Linked DNA regions of Homo sapiens: region 2 is linked to region 1. A link is an interaction called in ENCODE POLR2A ChIA-PET data of the cell type or tissue named here. Cell type or tissue: Panc1. All regions are shown on one strand. Each heading gives the region's core, and the rest is flanking DNA. Links, peaks and the distances in the headings are about the cores only.

Region 1 (8,321 bases), core at 1-8,000:
GCCCACCCCTGGAAGAGAAGACCACCTGCTGCCCGCACACTGCCTGTGCTGTGAGGGGAAGGAAGGGTGGGCTCATGGGAAGGGAGGGAGAGGCTGGGGGGCATGGGGTGGGCGGGGCTTGCCAGGGTACCTGACTGGGGCAGCATGACCATCATGTCCTTGGGGAGCCCCAGGGTCGGGTAGAAGTCCTGGAAGGACTTCAGAGCCTGGGGACTCACATCCTGGGTCCGGCCTGGGCAGAGCAGAGGTCACTGTGAACTCAGCAGCTCACAGGAGTGCAGCACGGGGTCTCCTGGCCTCACTCCACCAGCCTGAGGGCTGACAGCAAGGCCGCCACCCTGGGTTGGGCAGGTTGTGCGCGGCATAAAGCTCCTGCCTGGCTGAAGGAAACTTGGGGCCCCCTTCCCCAATTCACACCAAGATGTCTGGGAGGTTGGGGTGGTCTGGCTGTCCTCCTGGGCCCCACTACCCCTTGAGCCTCTTTCCCTGCAGCCCGGAAGCCTCCAGCCTCACTCTGTCGGCTCCAATCGGGGAGTCCCCAGGAGTTAAAGAACCTGAGCCCCAGCCGGCGCGGTGGCTCACGCCTGGAATCCCAGCACTTTGGGAGGCCGAGGCGGACGGATCACGAGGTCAGGAGATCGAGACCATCCTGGCTAACACGGTGAAACCCCGTCTCTACTAAAAATACAAAAAATTATTTATATTTTTACAAATACAAATACGGGCATGGTGATGGGCGCCTGTAGTCCCAGCTTATCGGGGGGCTGAGGCAGGAGAATTGCTTGAACTGGGGAGTCGGAGGTTGCAGTGAGCCGAGATCGCGCCACTGCACTCCAGCCTGGGCGACAGAGTGAGACTCCATATTAAAAAAAAAAAAAAAAAAGAACCTCAGCCCCAGCCCCAGAACTCAGGCAGCGAGGCCAGGCAGGGAAGGGCGGGGCACCACTCTCAGGAGGCCAGAGAGGAGCATGCACCGCGGGACCCTCCCCCAAGCCAACCTCCTCCACATCCAAAGCACGGCGGGCCCAGCTCCCACCCCACCCGGTCCTGGCCAGGCCAGGAGTGTGTGCGAAGGGTCACAGCAGGAGAGGGCATGGGGCAGCACCAGAAGGGGCGGGCCCGGGGATGAGGAGGCGGAGCCTAAACTCGGCCTAAAAGGCGGGGGGCGGAGGGGTGAGGGCGGGGCCTGTGAGGAGGCGCGGGGCGGCAGGCGGGCGGGGCGGGGGTAGGCAGAACGGGGGGCGGGGCCTGTGGGAAGTTGGGGAGGGGCCAGTGCGGGGAGGTGGGACAGGCACTCACTGTAGAGCTGCACCATGGTGCTGAGGGCCCCCTCCAGCTCCTTGTAGATGTAAAGGACGGCGAAGGAGCTGTAGTCTGTGTCCACGATGCGCACGTCCAGGTAGCCCAAGGCTGCGGAGAGGCAGGCGGCCTTTTCAGGCTGGAGAAGTGGATGGGCCCGGGCACCGACCCCACCCATGCCTGCCCCTGCTGCTGGGCTGTGAGCCTGTTCCCCGAAGACAGAGGAGGGGCGGGGAGGGCGGGCAGGGGGCTGGAGACTGGGATGGACAGCTTGGGCCCGGGTGGAAAGTCAGCCCCACGTCACCCCCAGAGAAGCGGCATCCAGCACCCCTGAAGGCAGAGGAGGCAGGACCTACCCGGGACTCTGAAGTGTCCCTCGGAGCCCACCTTCAGGTACTCGGCATCCACCTGGTTACAGCCGTCCGCCCTGGGGGTGCACAGCCGGCTCACTCATGGCACCCAGCTACCTCAGCTCCCCAGCCCAGCCCAGGCAGCCCAGCCCAAGTAACTCACCCCGGGAACTCCATGTGGACGTGGAGGCCGCCCTCCTCTGTGGGCCTGATGGCCCTGGTGGACATGGACAGGTGGTCCTTCTTGCCCAGGAAGACCCTGCAGTCAGATGCCATGGAGACCACGTACCAGAGGCCTGAGAACTGCCGGGGGCTTAGTCACCCGCAGGCCAGGACAGCCAGCAGCAGGGCCCTCCTTGCCCAGGGACCCAGGGGACAACTCAGAAGTCACACAGCAAGGGGTCTCGGAGTGGCCATGTCTTGGGTGTGAGCTGAGCCCAGGTGGACAGGAACTCATCTTGGGTAGGTCACAGTGCAACTGTGAGCCTCAGTTCCCAGCTGTGAAGTGGGTGCAGTAATGATCCATTCACAGGTTGGTTTAGGATTAAGCGCAGAGTGGGTCTATAGCACGTGCCTGGCCGGGCACAGAGCAAGCGCCCCAGGAAAGGCAGTTGTCACAATTATCACGTTGTCTCTGGCAGGGGCCCAGCTCCCACCCACCACAGGACAGCAGAGGCCCCTGGTACCTTTTCAGCATTGAAGTCAGGCTGCAGCAGAACCTCAGCCTGAGCCGTGGGCGCCCAGAGCAGGGTCAGGATTGCGCCGAGCAGGAATGACATCATCCCCTCCCCTGCCCTCCAGCCCCTGGTGCTGAGTCCCCAAGCCCCAGGGGGCCAGCTTTATAGCCCAGGCCACCACCTGGGTGCACCTGCTCCTGGGCGGAGCAGATGGAAGCGGAAGGCACTTCGGCTCTGAGACTCCGGCCCCCTTGTCCATTGTTTGGCACAATCACTCGGATGTCCCCCAGCCCAGGGGGTCATTTCCTGGAGGGCTCCAGACAGCCAGGCTCTGGCCTGATGCACCCGGGCTGAGGATTTGTCCCCTAGGCCTGCCAGACTATGTCACCAGTCACGGGGCCACTGCCAAGCCACAGCAGAGACTTGTCCTGCCTTGCCTGGACTCGCACCCAAGCCCCTCTGTCCACACTCTGTCTGGCTGGGCTGGGCCAGGGCCTTTGGGGTACAGCTGCAGAGAGCTGGGCTGGGGTTGGTCTGGCTAGGCCCCCTCTCCTGGGATCTGGCCACCCAGAAAGCCCCCTTCTCTCACCCCCAACATGGGGGGTAGGGTCACACTGGCAGAGTGTCCAGGGCAGAGCTTGTGCCCCCACACTGTGAGAGAGGCCTGGGCACCCCTCACTCCAGACCCCCACCACCCCCGATGCAGCCCCCAGCTGGGCTTCCAGCAAGCAGGCCAGGGACCGGACGGGACCGGACAGGGCTGGGCTGGCCCTGGGGAGGATTACGGCATTGGATACCGCCTTATCACTGGTTGTATAAGCGTGCAGGGGGCAATGACGCCAGGAAGGCGCCGCAGTCTGGCAGAGGCAGGAACCTCCCAAGTGACCTCTCTGTGTCCCCACAGAGCACCCAGGGACACTGGGCAAGGAGCAGCAGGTGGCCTCGGAGCACGCCCAGACCCCTCTGGTCAGGGGCGGGAGTCCTGCCAGGGAGGCCAGCACTGCCAGTCCTCTGGAGTGAGAGTGAGGCAGGAGAAGAGGGCCTGGACGCAGGGAGCCCAAGGGCGTCCTAGAACCAAATCAACTGGAAACACTAACGATGACGGGAATGTGAATGGCTTTGTACCTTCACTCCATCCTCTCCGTTTACGTAGGGCTCATACCGAGTACATGACTTCGTTTTGTTTGTTTGTTTTTTGAGATGGAGTTTTGCTCTTGTTGCCCAGGCTGGAGTGCAGTGGTGCACTCCTTGGCTCTCTGCAGCCTCTGCCTCCCGGGTTTAAGCGATTTTCCTGCCTCAGCCTCCTGACTATCTGGGATTACAGGCACCCGCCACCACACCCAGCTAATTTTGTATTTTTAGTAGAGACGGGGTTTCTCCATGTTCATCAGGCTGGTCTTGAACTCCCGACCTCAGGTGATACACCCACCTCAGCCTCCCAAAGTACTGGGATTACAGGCGTGACAGTATGCTCAGCCGAGAAAATGACTTTGACTTCATCCTCTTCATTTACATAGGGCATACACCAAGTAACCAATGGTAAACCGCTAGAGGATATTGAAACACTAGAAAATTCTGTAACCGGGGCCCTTGAGCTGCTTGCTCAGCCCGCTCCCACCCTGTAAAGAGTGCTTTCATTTTCAATAAATTTCTGCTTTTGTTGCTTCATTCTTTCCTTGCTTTGTTTGTGTGTTTTGTCCAATTCTTTGTTCAAAATGCCAAGAACCTGGACACCCTCCACTGGTAACGTGAGAGGGGGACAGGGTCAGAGAAAGACCCTTGGCCCCCAGCATCGGGGAAGGGAAGGAGCCGAGGGCTTCTGCTTGTGGCCTCCACTGGTCTTCAGGAGGTTCCAGTTCCCAGCCACGCCCCTGACAGGTTCACCTAAGCCAGCAGTTAGATACAGCAGGAAAACTGTGGTCAGCAAGCCACCCAGATGCCGAAGCAAGAGACCGAGGGCACGAGCTGTTCCAGTTTAATAAAATATATAAAATAACAAGAGTTATACTAGATCTAGATCATAGACATGATTATATATGAATATTATTAATCATTAGCTTGTAGCAATTACTCTTTATTCCAATATTATAATAATCCTTGCTCTACAATTATAACCTAGGAAAAACCAGGCCATACAGAGATAGGAGCTGAGCGGACATAGTGAGAAGTGACCAGAAGACAAGAGTGCGAGCCTTCTGTTACGCCCTGACAGGGCCACCAGAGGGCTCCTTGGTCTAGTGGTGACGCCAGCGTCTGGGAAGACACCTGTTGCCAAGCGGACCGTGATCTAGCAGTAGCGTCAGTGTCAAGGGAAAACACCTGCTACTTAGCAGACAGGGAAAGGGAGTCTCCCTTTCCCCGGGGGAGCTTAGAGAGGACTCTACTCCTCCACCTCCTGTGGAGGGCCTGACATCAGTCAGACCTGCCCGCAGTTATCCAGAGGCCTAACCGTCTCCCTGTGATGCTGTGCTTCAGTGGTCACGCTCGTAGTCCGCCTTCATGTTCCATCCTGTACACCTGGCTCTGCCTTCTAGATAGCAGTAGTCAATTAGTGAAAGTACTAAAAGTCTCTGATATGCAGAAATAATGATGTAAGCTGTCTCTCTCTCTCTCTCTCCGCCTTGGCTGCCAAACAGGGAAGGGCCCCCCATCCGGTGGACACGTGACTCACGTCACCTTACCTATCATTGGAGATGACTCACACTCTTTACCCTGTCCCTTTTGCTTTGTATCCAATAAATATCAGCACAGCCAGACATTCGGGGCCACTACCGGTCTCCACGTCTTGGTGGTAGTGGTCCCCAGGCCCAGCTGTCTTTTCTTTTATGTCTTTTTCTTGTGTCCTTATTTCTATGCCCTCTCATCTCAGCACACAGGGAGAAACTCACCAACCCTGTGGGGCTGGTCCCTACAGAAAACATCTACAAAACGCATACACCTGAGACGAGACTGAAATCCAGCATCCATGAGGAACTCCCAAGACTGAGTAATAAGAAAACAAGCCACTCCATTAAAAATAAAAAGAGGCCAGGTGTGGCATCTCACGCCTGTGATCCTCGCATTTTGGGAGGCCGAGGCGGGTGGATCACCTGAGGTCAGGAGTTCGAGACCAGCCTGGCCAACATGGTGAAACCCTATCTCTTCTCAAAATACAAAAATTAGCCGGGCATGGTGGCGGGCGCCTGTAGTCCCAGCTACTCGGGAGGCTGAGGCAGGAGAATCGCTTGAACCCAAAGTGAGGTGGGTGGGGGGAGGTTGCAGTGAGCCAAGATCGCGCCGTTGCACTCCAACCTAAGTGAAAGAGCAAAATTCCGTCTCAAAATATATATATAAACAAATAAAAATAAAAAGGCAAGAGATCTGAAAAGATACTCCACCAAAGAAAACATCCGGATGGGAGATGAGAACACGCTCAGCATCAGTCCATGGGAAGATGCAACCTGGAAGCTTTTTGAGACCCCTCTGTGCACCTCGCAGACCATGGAAGGCGTTCCACAGAAACAGGCTCAATCCCTAGAGCCTGTGAGGGCTGGGAGTCAGCAGAGCTATCACCCTCTGCGGGAAGAACAAGACGGGACCACACTGCAAAACTTCCTGGCAGACTCTCATGCAGTGAAACATTCCACCAACCTACCTACTTATGGAGGTCTCCACCCGGGAGAAATGAAAACTACGTTTACAGCGAACTTGAGCACTTCTGCATGAGCAGCACGTGATGGACACTCAGCAGTAAAAGGAACGAAGGTGGCTGAATCCCAGGTGCACCCTGCAGAGGGACAGAAGCCAGGTGGAAAAGGCTGCGATCTGCGACTCCTTTTATACGACGTTCTAGGACAGGTGAGCCCACAGGGCAGGGGGCTTCCCAGTGGCTCTGAGGGCTGAGGTGCGGGCAGTGATTGACCGCAAGGGACCTCGAGGAAGCTTTGTGGGCACCAGAGCTGCTGTGTCGCACTTGCAGTGGTTCCATGAACATTTGCATTTGTCTAAACTCACACAACTGTGCCCTCAAAGGGGCGAATGCAGCTGTGCATACATCATACCTCAACTTTTATTTATTTGTGGTTTTTCTTCGTTTTCTTTTCTTTTTTTCTTTTTTCTTTTTTTTCTTTTTTTTTTTTTTTTTTTTTTTTTTTTTTGAGACGGAGTCTCGCTCTGTCGCCCCAGGCGGGACTGCGGACTGCAGTGGCGCAATCTCGGCTCACTGCAAGCTCCACCTCCTGGGTTCACGCCATTCTCCCACCTCAGCCTCCGGAGTAGCTGGGACCACAGGCGTCCACCACCATGCTCGGATAATTCTTTGTATTTTTAGTAGAGACAGGGTTTCACCATGTTAGCCAGGGTGGTCTCGATCTCCTGACCTTGTGATCCACCTGCCTCAGCCTCCCAGAGTGCTGGGATTACAGGCATGAGCCACCGTGCCTGGCCTTGTTTTGTTTTTTAAGACGGGGTCTCACTCTGTCACTCAGGCTGGAGTGCAGTGGTGCAATCTCAGCTCACTGCAATCTCCACCTCCCGGGTTCAAGCGATTCTCCTGCCTCAGCCTCCCATGTAGCTGGGATAACAGTAGCCACCATGCCCGTCTAATTTTTTTTGCATTTTTAGTAGAGACAGGATTTCACCATATTGGTCAGGCTGGTCTCAAACTCCTGACCTCAGGTGATCTGCCCTCCTTGGCCTCCCAAAGTGCCGGGATTACAGGCGTGAGCCACTGCGCCTTGCCTTTTTTTCGTTTTTGACATAGTGAACTGGGGTCCTTTCTCAGAGCTCAGTCCCCTCCCACCCCAACCCCCATGCACGGCCCCCCCCCGCCACCCTGCCACCCCCCCATGCACTGCCCCCCCCGCCACCCCCCCATGCACTGCCCCCCCCGCCACCCCGCCACCCCTCCATGCACTGCCCCCCCGCCACCCCGCCACCCCTCCATGCACTGCCCCCCGCCACCCCCCCATGCACTGCCCCCCCGCCACCCCGCCACCCCTCCATGCACTGCCCCCCGCCACCACCCCATGCACTGCCCCCCCCGCCACCCCGCCACCCCCCCATGCACTTCCCCCCCGCCACCCCGCCACCCCCCATGCACTGCCCCCCCCGACACCCCGACACCCCCCATGCACTGCCCCCCCGCCACCCCGCCACCCCCCATGCACTGCCCCCCCCGACACCCCGACACCCCCCATGCACTGCCCCCCCGCCACCCCGCCACCCCCCATGCACTGCCCCCCCGCCACCCCGCCACCCCTCCATGCACTGCCCCCCGCCACCCCCCCATGCACTGGCCCTCCCGCCACCCCGCTACCCCTCCATGCACTGCTCCCCCCGCCACCCCTTCCCCTTGAGCTCTTGCTGGGCTCCTGGCTCCTGCCCTGAGAGCTGCTCCAGTCCCCACCTGCTTGTTCTCCAGCCTCCGCTAATCCTCTGAGCTCAGATATTCTTCCAATAAATTCCCAATGGCTTCGGTTAGCCAGGGCTGCCACTCATCTGTCTCCCCCACGCCAGGCCTCGCCCCCACCCCGAGTGTCCCAGGCCCCCGCCACTGCACCCTGCCCCTAATAGCACTTCCTAACCCGAGACCTCTGCCCTCAGAGGAGGAGGAAAAACCTTCCTCTCTCTCTTTGCCCTGCTGAGGGGGTCTGCCCTGCACGACAACACCAGGGGGCCCCGAGCCCCCTCCCCTTCCCTGGGCAGCCTCCTCACTCACGCAGCCTCATCTGCATGGCTCCCCTCCGCGTGCTGGTGGCGTCCCTCCATTCTTCCACCAGGGGGCAGTCTGCTCTGCTCTGCGCTCTGGGCCCCGCCTGCCCGCACCCCGCCTGCCCCTCACCCCGCCTGCCCCGCACCCCGCCTGCCCCTCACCCCGCCTGCCCCGCACCCCGCCTGCCCCTCACCCCGCCTGCCCCGCACCCCGCCTGCCCGCACCCCGCCTGCCCGCACCCCGCCTGCCCCGCACCCCGCCTGCCCGCACCCCGCCTGCCCGCACCCCGCCTGCCCCGCACCC
Region 2 (8,321 bases), core at 282-8,281, 450 kb before region 1:
TGAAAACACTATTTACAGCTGACCCTATAGGGTCTACAAATACTTTTCCTCTTGCTTTCCCCTTGGATTGTGTAATTTTCGGTGCTTATGAATAACTCAGCCTCAAATTTTCTTCCAATTGTCTAAATTTCCTGTGTACATACAAACATCTGAGGCAGGTATTATCACTTCAGTCTTCTGGAAGAAATTCCTCCAGAATCTTCTCCCCTGCTCCAAACTGGGCTGATGCCAGAGGAAGGGTGGCATCCCAGGATCTCCCCAGCAGGGTCATTCTGGGCCTCCCAGTGCTTCTGCTCTGAGGGGAACCCCCTGTTCCCTCTTCTCTTTGTAGTTAGGCTCCTTTGTTTGGGGCACCACGTCCCTCAAGTGGCTCCATGAGAAAGGGCACATGCCTGAAGGTGTCTTTATACCACCTGCCGTGTGAGCACTGGATGGTTAGTTTGGCTGGGTATAGAAGTCCAAATTGGGAGACATTTTCCTGGAGAACTCTAAAGGCCTTTCCACACTGTCTTCTAGCTCCTGGAGTTGCTCTTGAAAAGTCCAAAGCATGCCAGCCTGGAAATACCATGAACTGTGTGTCCAGAAAGACCCACCAAAGACTTGTGCTCCAGGATAGACCACTTACAACTCATCAAGGCCGCATGGCTGGCGCTGGTCAGAAGGACACCAGCACCTCCAATGAGGTCAATGGGGACTCCCCTGAAGGCCAGGGGCTGTTACAGACAGCAATAGAGATGAGAAGATCCTAAAATAACAGAGGCTGGAGGGTGATGCTTAACTGCTATGAGATTGCAAATATCCTAATTAATGGAAGGGTCAGAGGGGCATCACCCTGGAGAGTTATGGAGATGATAAACATGGTGTCCCTGGGGCAGGATAGATGGGCAGTTGTCAACTTGTACTAGCAGAGTAAATGAAGGATGAGTGACTGATGGCGGTAGCCCCAATAAAAAGTCACAGTCTTTGCTGGGGTTTGGACCTGAGCCAGTCTTTAGACCTGGAAATGTTGATTGAAGAGGTTACCAGGAGGGACATGCAATATTCTGGCCAGCCCTTCTCCACAGGGACCTATAGGACCTGCGCTGGGATAGGGGACTGCTGGACATTTGAGGACAGTGGGGTCAGGGTGACACAGATACCCAGAGACCCAGAATGTCATCATGCCCCCACATTGGAGCAGTCATTGGCGGAGTTCTGCCCAAGCTGCAGTTCGCAGTGGTCCTTACCCCAGGCTCTAAATGAGGGCTGGGATTGACATGTGTGGAGGGGGCCACTGGGGCCCCCACATTGGACCCTTGATCTGCAGGATAAGAGCTCTAATTATGATTCCATGGGGAAGGGCTGGGTGAGAAAAGGCCTCTGGGATACACATGCATCCAACAGGGCAGTGGTCTCGGGCGGCAGCGGTGTGCCCAGCACTCATCCACAGTGCCATGATGGTTGAAAACCTGGAAAGATTCCGAGGCCTACCTCATCCATAAAGTATTTAGAGGGGTGGTGATTGGGGTGTTGCTCGGAGGTCGGGGAGTTGCTCAGTGGTCGGGGAGTTGCTCAGTGGTCGGGGTGTTACGCAGTGGCTGGGGTGTTGCTCAGAGGTCGAGGAGTTGCTCAGTGGTCGGGGTGTTGTTTGGTGGTCAGGGTGTTGTGCGGTGGCTGGGGTGTTGCTCGGTGGTCGGGGTGTTGCTCGGTGGCCGGGGTGTTCCTCGGAGGTCAGGGTGTTGCTCAGCAGTCGAGGTGTCGCTCGGCAGTCAGGGCATCACTCGGTGGTTGGGGTGTCTCTCCATGGTCGGGGTGTTGGTTGGGGTGTTGTTTGGTGGTCAGGGTGTTGCGTGGTGGCTGGGGTGTTGCATGGTGGTTGGGGTGTTGTTTGGTGGTTGGGGTGTTGCTTGGTGGTCAGGGTGTTTCTTGGTGGTCGGGGTGTTGCTCCGTGGTCAGGTTGTTGCTCAGAGGTCGGGGTGCTGCTCAGTAGCCAGGGTGTTCCTAGGAGGTCGCGGTGTTTTTTGGCAGTTGGGGCATCACCCGGTGGTTGGGGCGTCGCTTGGTGGCTGGGGTGTCGCTCCATGGTCAGGGTGTTGCTTGGTGGTCTGAGTGTTGCTTGGTGGTTGGAGTGTTGCTCGGAGGTTGGGGTATTGCGTGGTGGCCAGGGTGTTGTTCAGTTGCTGGGATGTTCCTGGGCCTCTCCTCCAAAGTGAAAGCCAGATGGTTGTCTCTGCACCACCTGCTGCAAGGAAAGAAGCACAGACCCTGGAGGCCTGTTGGGTTCTGGGAGGCAGCACAGCCACACTGAGGAATATGCTCTGACCCTGTCCCAGGTGGCAGGAGGAGGACACACAGCAGGGAAGGACTCGGCGGCAGGCCCAGGCTGAGGAGCAGAGAGCCCTCCCGGGGCCATCGCGGCTGGCAGACCTGCTGGTGTTGCCCACAGCAGGGATGGGAAATGGGGCCAGGGGCTCATGGCAAGGCCCAGCATGAGAATCTCAGCCCAGGCCCCAGGGTTCTGAGCGAGGCTTTCATCTACAGCAGGGCAGGGAGCCACGCACTGCTATGGAGTGAATGTGTGTCCCACAGTTCATAGGTTGGAGCCCTCACCCTCTGCGTGGGCAGTCGGAGTAAGGAAGTGACGAAGGTGACAGGAGGTCCCAAGGCCAGACTCTGATCAGATGGGGCTGGTGTCCTAAGAAGGACACACACTAGAGAGCTGACTCTCACCACCCCAGGAGAGGCCGCATGAGGACACAGCACGGGGATGGCTCTCTCTCTGTCAGGACCCAGCCCTCACCAGAAACTGAATCAGAGAACCTTGACCTCACCCTGGCAGCCCCAGGGCTGTGAGGAATGAGCAGTCATTTAAGCCACCTTCCTATGGTGACTTGCCACACCAGCCCACGCAGACCAAGACACACAGCTTTTGAAAACCAAGTCCTGCTGGGCTACTGGACCCCAGTGGAGACAGACACCTGGCCAGGCATGTCAGGGCATGAGGTGGCAAGAGCTGCCCAACGTGAGCTGGCACAGCCAGGCCCACCCAACCCTAAGGTGGCATGCCCAGCAGAGTTCGCTGTGCAATGGACGTGGACGCGTGAGGACAGACGTGGGGAAGGCAGAAGGCACCACAGTGTGGGCAGGTGCCCAGGCCCAGTCCCGCAGGGCCCACCCACCCTCGGGGGCTCTCCCAGGACCGCTGGAGGAGGGGTAGCTGGCCAGGCTTGGGTTACGGATGGATGGGCTCAGGGAGCACCGAAATGGGCGCAGCTGCATGCCAGTGCCTCTGGGGAGGCTCTGGAAGGCTGTGGTGCAGTCACCCTCAGGGGGACTCTGACACTGCCCCGGTCACCCTCGCGTGGGGGAAGGGACGCAGCCTGAGGGGAGAATAAAAATGGAGTCATGGGCCGAGGCAAATGGCCTCTCTGGCTGGTTAGGAATCTTCAAGAAAAAGATGGAGCCGTCAGGGAAAGGAGGCCTGGGCAGAGGCTTGTGGGGTGCGAGTGGGCTCCTGGGAGGCCTGGGCAGAGGTGTGCGGGGTGTGGGGGACTCCTGGGAGCAGAACAGTGCACGGTCTTTGTATCACAGTCTGTACCCTCCAGAGAGCATCTGCCGAGACACTGAGAAGCCATGCACACGGCACCGTCCGGCCCGCCGGGCATCAGCCACCCCCGCTGGCCAGTAGTTCACCCACAAAGTGGCCATGATGGCAGACAGGCAAACTCTCAGGGACCCAGCAAGCGGTCCAGCTCTGTTCCCTGTCTCTCTCCATGCTGCACTCCTCCCCAGCCGTGCAATTCCACAGCGGGGTCTCCTCCCTGGCCCCTGACCTCTGTGATGCACAGTTTGAGATGCAAACAAACTCCCTGAGTCGATGCAGTGGGGTGTGCGAGGGGCTCAAAGCTGACGCACCTGCACAGGAAACTCAGTCTGCCCTCCCCAGACGCCTGTTAGGCTGACCCTGGAGGCCCTGGGCCCAGGGGAGAGGAGCCCCCGCAGCCTGCAGAAGTAGGGAGGGGGCTGCTGCAGAGGTTGCAGGTTTTCATGGCAACCAGCAGCGGGTCACTGGGCCCAGGGTGGAAACCGCTCAGCAGAGGCTCAGGGGAGAGACTCTGCGAGGGTGGGTGGGGCCGGGCGGGGGTGCGCTCCTTCAGTGTCATCACGGTCAGACAGTCCATCAGACAGACGCAGGGCGGGCGCAGGGTGGGGCCCAACTGAGGCTGGCACTGTGGCCTGGGAGGAGCCCCGCCTTGCACCTCATGGCCATCTGGCAGGACATGTCCACTGCCAACAGTGAGCCCAGCATGGGCCTCGGAGGCCCAGCAAGGCAGACTCGGGGCTTCCTGAGACCACCTGGAGTAGCACCCACTCAGCTCCCAGGGTGCCTGGTCGCCTCCACCCCATGCTCCCCATAAGGCCCAGGCCAACCTGAGCACAGCCCCCGCTCTGCCCTTCCCTGGCCCTGTCCTCATGGTGAAGTGGTCCCAACACCTGGCATTGTCCTCCCTGCACTGCTGTGCCCGCTGCGGGACTGGCATGTGCCCCTCTGGCCCATCTGGCTGCCCCGTGAGTGGCTCAGGGTTGCAGGGTCTGAAGCCACACATGAAGTGGGGGAAGGCTGGGGGCTGGGAACTGGGCCTTCCTCCTGTCTTGGGACCAAGGCCTCCGCTTGTGAGCCGCTGAACTGGGCCTGAGCCGACACCCTGGCTGGACCCTTTCTTTTTTTTTTTTTTTTTTTGAGACAGAGTTGTGCTCTGTCACTCAGGCTGGAGTGCAATGGCGCAATCTCGGCTCATTGCAACCTCCGCCTCCTTGGTTCAAGCGATTCTCCTGCCTCAGCCTCCCGAATAGCTGGGATTACAGGCGCGTACCACCACACCCGGCTTATTTTGTATTTTCAGTAGAGACGGGGTTTTACCATGTTAGCCAGGGTAGTCTCGAACTCCTGACCTCTGGTGATCCACCCGCCTCAGCCTTCCAAAGTGCTGGGATTACAGGCACCCGGCCCCCTTTCTTTTTTTAATTTAATTTAATTTTAAGCTCCAGGATACACACGCAGGATGACGGGTTTGTTACACAGGTAAATGTGTGCCATGGATACACGTTTGTGTCCCACAATTCATAAGCTGGAGCCCTCACCCACCGTGTGGGCAAACTTGGAGTAAGGAAGTGACGAAGGTTACATGAGGTCATGAGGCCGGGCCCTGATAGGTTTGCTGTACCTATCAACCCATCACCTAGGTATTAAGCCCTGCATGCATTAGCTATTTTTCCTAATGCTCTCCCCCACCGCCCTCACCTGACTGGCCCCAGTGTGTGTTGTTTCCCTCCCTGTATCCATGTGTTCTCATTGTTCAGCTCCCATATATGTGAGAACATGCAGTATTTGGTTCTCTCTTCCTGCATTAGTTTGCTGAGGATAATGGCTTCCAGCTCCCTCACATCCCTGCAAAGGACATGATCTCGTTCCTTTTTATGGCTGCATAGTATTCCATGGTGTATACATACCACATTTACTTTATCCAGTCTGTCACTGATGGACATTGGGGTTGATTTCATGTCCTTGCTATTGTGAACAGTGCTGCAGTGAACATACGCATGCATGTGTCTTTATAATAGAATGATTTCTATTCCTTTGGGTATATACCCAGTAATGGGACTGATGGGTCAGACGGTATTCCTGGTTCTAAATCTTCGAGGAATCGCCACACTGTCTTCCACAATGGTTGAACTAATTTACATTCCCACCAACAGTGTAAAAGTGCTCCTATTTCTCCACAACCTTGCCAGCATCTGTTGTTTCTTGACTTTTTAATAATCACGCTTCTGACTGGCATGAGATGGCATCTCGTTGCGGTTTTGATTTGCATTTCTCTAATGATCAGTGATGTTGAGCTTTTTTTCATGTGTTTGTTGGCCGCACATTATGTCTTCTTTTGAGAAATGTCTATTCATATCCTTTGCCTACTTTTTAATGAGGTCTTTTTTTCTTATAAATTTGCTTAAGTTCCTTGTAGATTGTGGATATTAGGCCTTGTCAGATGGATAGATTGCAAAAATTTTCTCCCATTCTGTAGGTTGTCTGTTCACTCTGATGCTAGTTTCTTTGGCTGTGCAGAAGCTCTTTAGTTTAATTAGATCCCATTTGTCAATTTTTGCTTTTGTTGCAATTGCTTTTGGTGATTTCATCATAAAATCTTTGCCCATGCCTATGTCTTGAATGGTGTTACCTAGATTCTTCTAGGGTTTGTATAGTTTTGAGTTTTACATTTTATTATTTAACCCATCTTGAGTTACTTTTTGTATAAGGTGTAAGGAAAGGATCCAGTTTCAGTTTTCTGCATATGACTAGTCAGTTCTCTCAGCACCATTTATTTAATAGGGAATAATTTCCCCATTGCTTGTTTTTGTCAGGTTTGTTGAAGATCAGATGTTGTAGATGTGTGGTTTTATTTCTGAGTTCTCTATGCTGTTCCATTTGTCAATGTGTCTGTTTTTGTGCCAGTACCATGCTGTTTTGGTTACTGTAGCCTTGTAGTATAGTTTGAAGTCAGGTAGTGTGGCTTTGTTCTTTTTGCTTAGGATTGTCTTGGCTATAGGAGCTCTTTTTTGGTTCCATATGAATTTTAAAATAGTTTTTTTTTCTGATCTGTGAAGAATGCCAATGGTAGTTTAATGAGAATAGTATTGAACCTATACATTGCTTTGGGCAGTATGGCCATTTTCATGGTGTTGATTCTTCCTATCCATGAGCATGGAATGTCTTTCTGTCTGTTTGTGCTGGCTGGATGCTTTCTCTGGTGGTCAGGCCAGGACCTCCCTGCCATGTCTGCGTGTCCCTGCATGCCCCAAGCCCTGCCATTCCTCAGGATTGCTAGGCTGTCCTCTCGGTGACATTGCTCAGAGTCTCCACTGGAGGAAAGTCCCAAGGCTGTCTGCAGGCCATGACTGAAACGTGCTGTCCCCTCAAAGGCACGGTGGCTGAGCCCAGGAGCCGGGTCCCTCACGGCCAGAGAGACGAACTTCCCCGACATTCTAGACGGACAGGGCCCTCCCGGAAAAAAGCTCTCTCAGTGTTCAACGGTGTTTGTGCGTCAGCCGCGTCGGCCCCGGGCTAGGAGCTGTGGTTCTGCTGGCCCCTGCGCGCCTAGAGACACAGGTGTTCTCCCCGACAAGGGGATGGGAGAAAGGGGACAGCCTGGTGTCCACCTGCCAGGACCTGGCTAAATGACAGTGGTACATCCACAGCGTGAATTGGATACGGCCCCTGTTATGCTTGAGGAGAGTTTTTAATTTGTTTTTTGAGACAAGATCTGACTCCGCAGGATCACAGCTTACTGCAGCCTCAAACTCCTGGGCTCAAGCGATCCTTCTGCCTCAGCCTCTCCAGTAGCTGGGATCACGGGCATGTGCCATCATGCCTGGCTAAATTTTTAAAGTTTTTTTTTTTTTTTTTTTTTTTGTAGAGACAAGATCTCCTTGTGTTGCTCACACTGGTCTCAAACTACTGGCCTCAAACGCTGAGTGCTTCCCAAAGTGCTGGGATTACAGGCGTGAGCTTCTGTGCCTGGCCGTGAAGACCTTTCAGTGATGCATTTCAGTCCATTCCTGCTGCCGTAACAAAACACCTGAGCCGGGGTCATTGACACACAATAGACATTTATTTCTCACGCTTCTGGAGGCTGGAAGTCCAGGGTCTCGGTGCCAGCAGCCTCAGTGGGAGTGGGGGCTGCTCTCTGCCTCCCAGTGGGTGCCTCTTGCTGTGTCCTCTCCCGGCGGAAGGTGAGAGGACAAAGGGGAGGGGGCCTCGATGGCTTCCCAAGCGCTTCAATGGGGACCCTGGTGACTTAATCACCTTCCAAAGGCCCCACGTCTTATAACGATCTTCTTGGGTCTCAGGTTCCAACATATGAAGGCTGGGGACACACAAACTCAAACCACAGCAGTGACACCCGGGAAAACAGTTGTGACACGCTGTGACAAAGGAAAGCCGCAAAGCCACACGCGTGGACCTGATCCAAGTTACGTGATAGCGCAAGGGGGTGCATGGAGGACTGAGTGGGTGGTGATGCTGCCCCAGAGGCTGTCCCTGGGAACTGTGCGTGGGGACTTATTTGGGGAAAGGGTCTTTGTGGATGTAATTAAGGACCTCAACATAAGACCATCCTAGATTAGGGGTGGCCTGCAGCCCCTAGAGCTGACCTGGATGAGCATGGACCCTCCTCTGTGACCCCCAGATTCTGAGCTCTGGTCCCCCGAGCTGTGAGGAAACACATGTTGTTTTAGGCCACCCAGTGCAAGGTCATTGGTACAGCAGCCCCGCGAGACTCCTTCGAGGC

The links. Peaks named below come from ENCODE experiments on the same cell type or tissue, not always from the same donor. Only the 100,000 strongest peaks of a DNase experiment are listed, where the experiment ranks them.
Region 2: POLR2A ChIA-PET joins it to region 1 with 10 read pairs; 2 of 35 experiments call an interaction of 5 or more read pairs at or near these places.

What each region holds. Positions count from the first base shown.
Region 1 is chr9:136,762,058-136,770,378 of GRCh38, forward strand. LCN15 (lipocalin 15) reads right to left here and starts at 2,461. Exons shown (of 7, transcript NM_203347.2): 1 at 2,336-2,461; 2 at 1,813-1,952; 3 at 1,656-1,726; 4 at 1,300-1,410; 5 at 131-232. The coding sequence starts at 2,431. LOC107987143 (a long non-coding RNA gene) reads right to left here and starts at 8,095. Exons shown (of 3, transcript XR_001746981.2): 1 at 8,025-8,095; 2 at 5,704-6,092; 3 at 4,286-5,617. RefSeq lists enhancers at 1,184-1,831, 4,107-4,156, 4,167-4,216. In Panc1, for the core only: CTCF peaks have their summits at 1,369, 4,512 (motif pointing right) and 4,712; no DNase peak of the experiment used is centred there; H3K4me3 peaks cover 159 bases.
Region 2 is chr9:136,314,681-136,323,001 of GRCh38, forward strand. It overlaps DKFZP434A062 (a long non-coding RNA gene), which reads right to left. Exons shown (of 1, transcript NR_026964.3): 1 at 7,622-8,321. Among named protein-coding and RNA genes, the nearest start is that of DKFZP434A062, 8.5 kb to the right of the region's middle. In Panc1, for the core only: no CTCF peak of the experiment used is centred there; no DNase peak of the experiment used is centred there.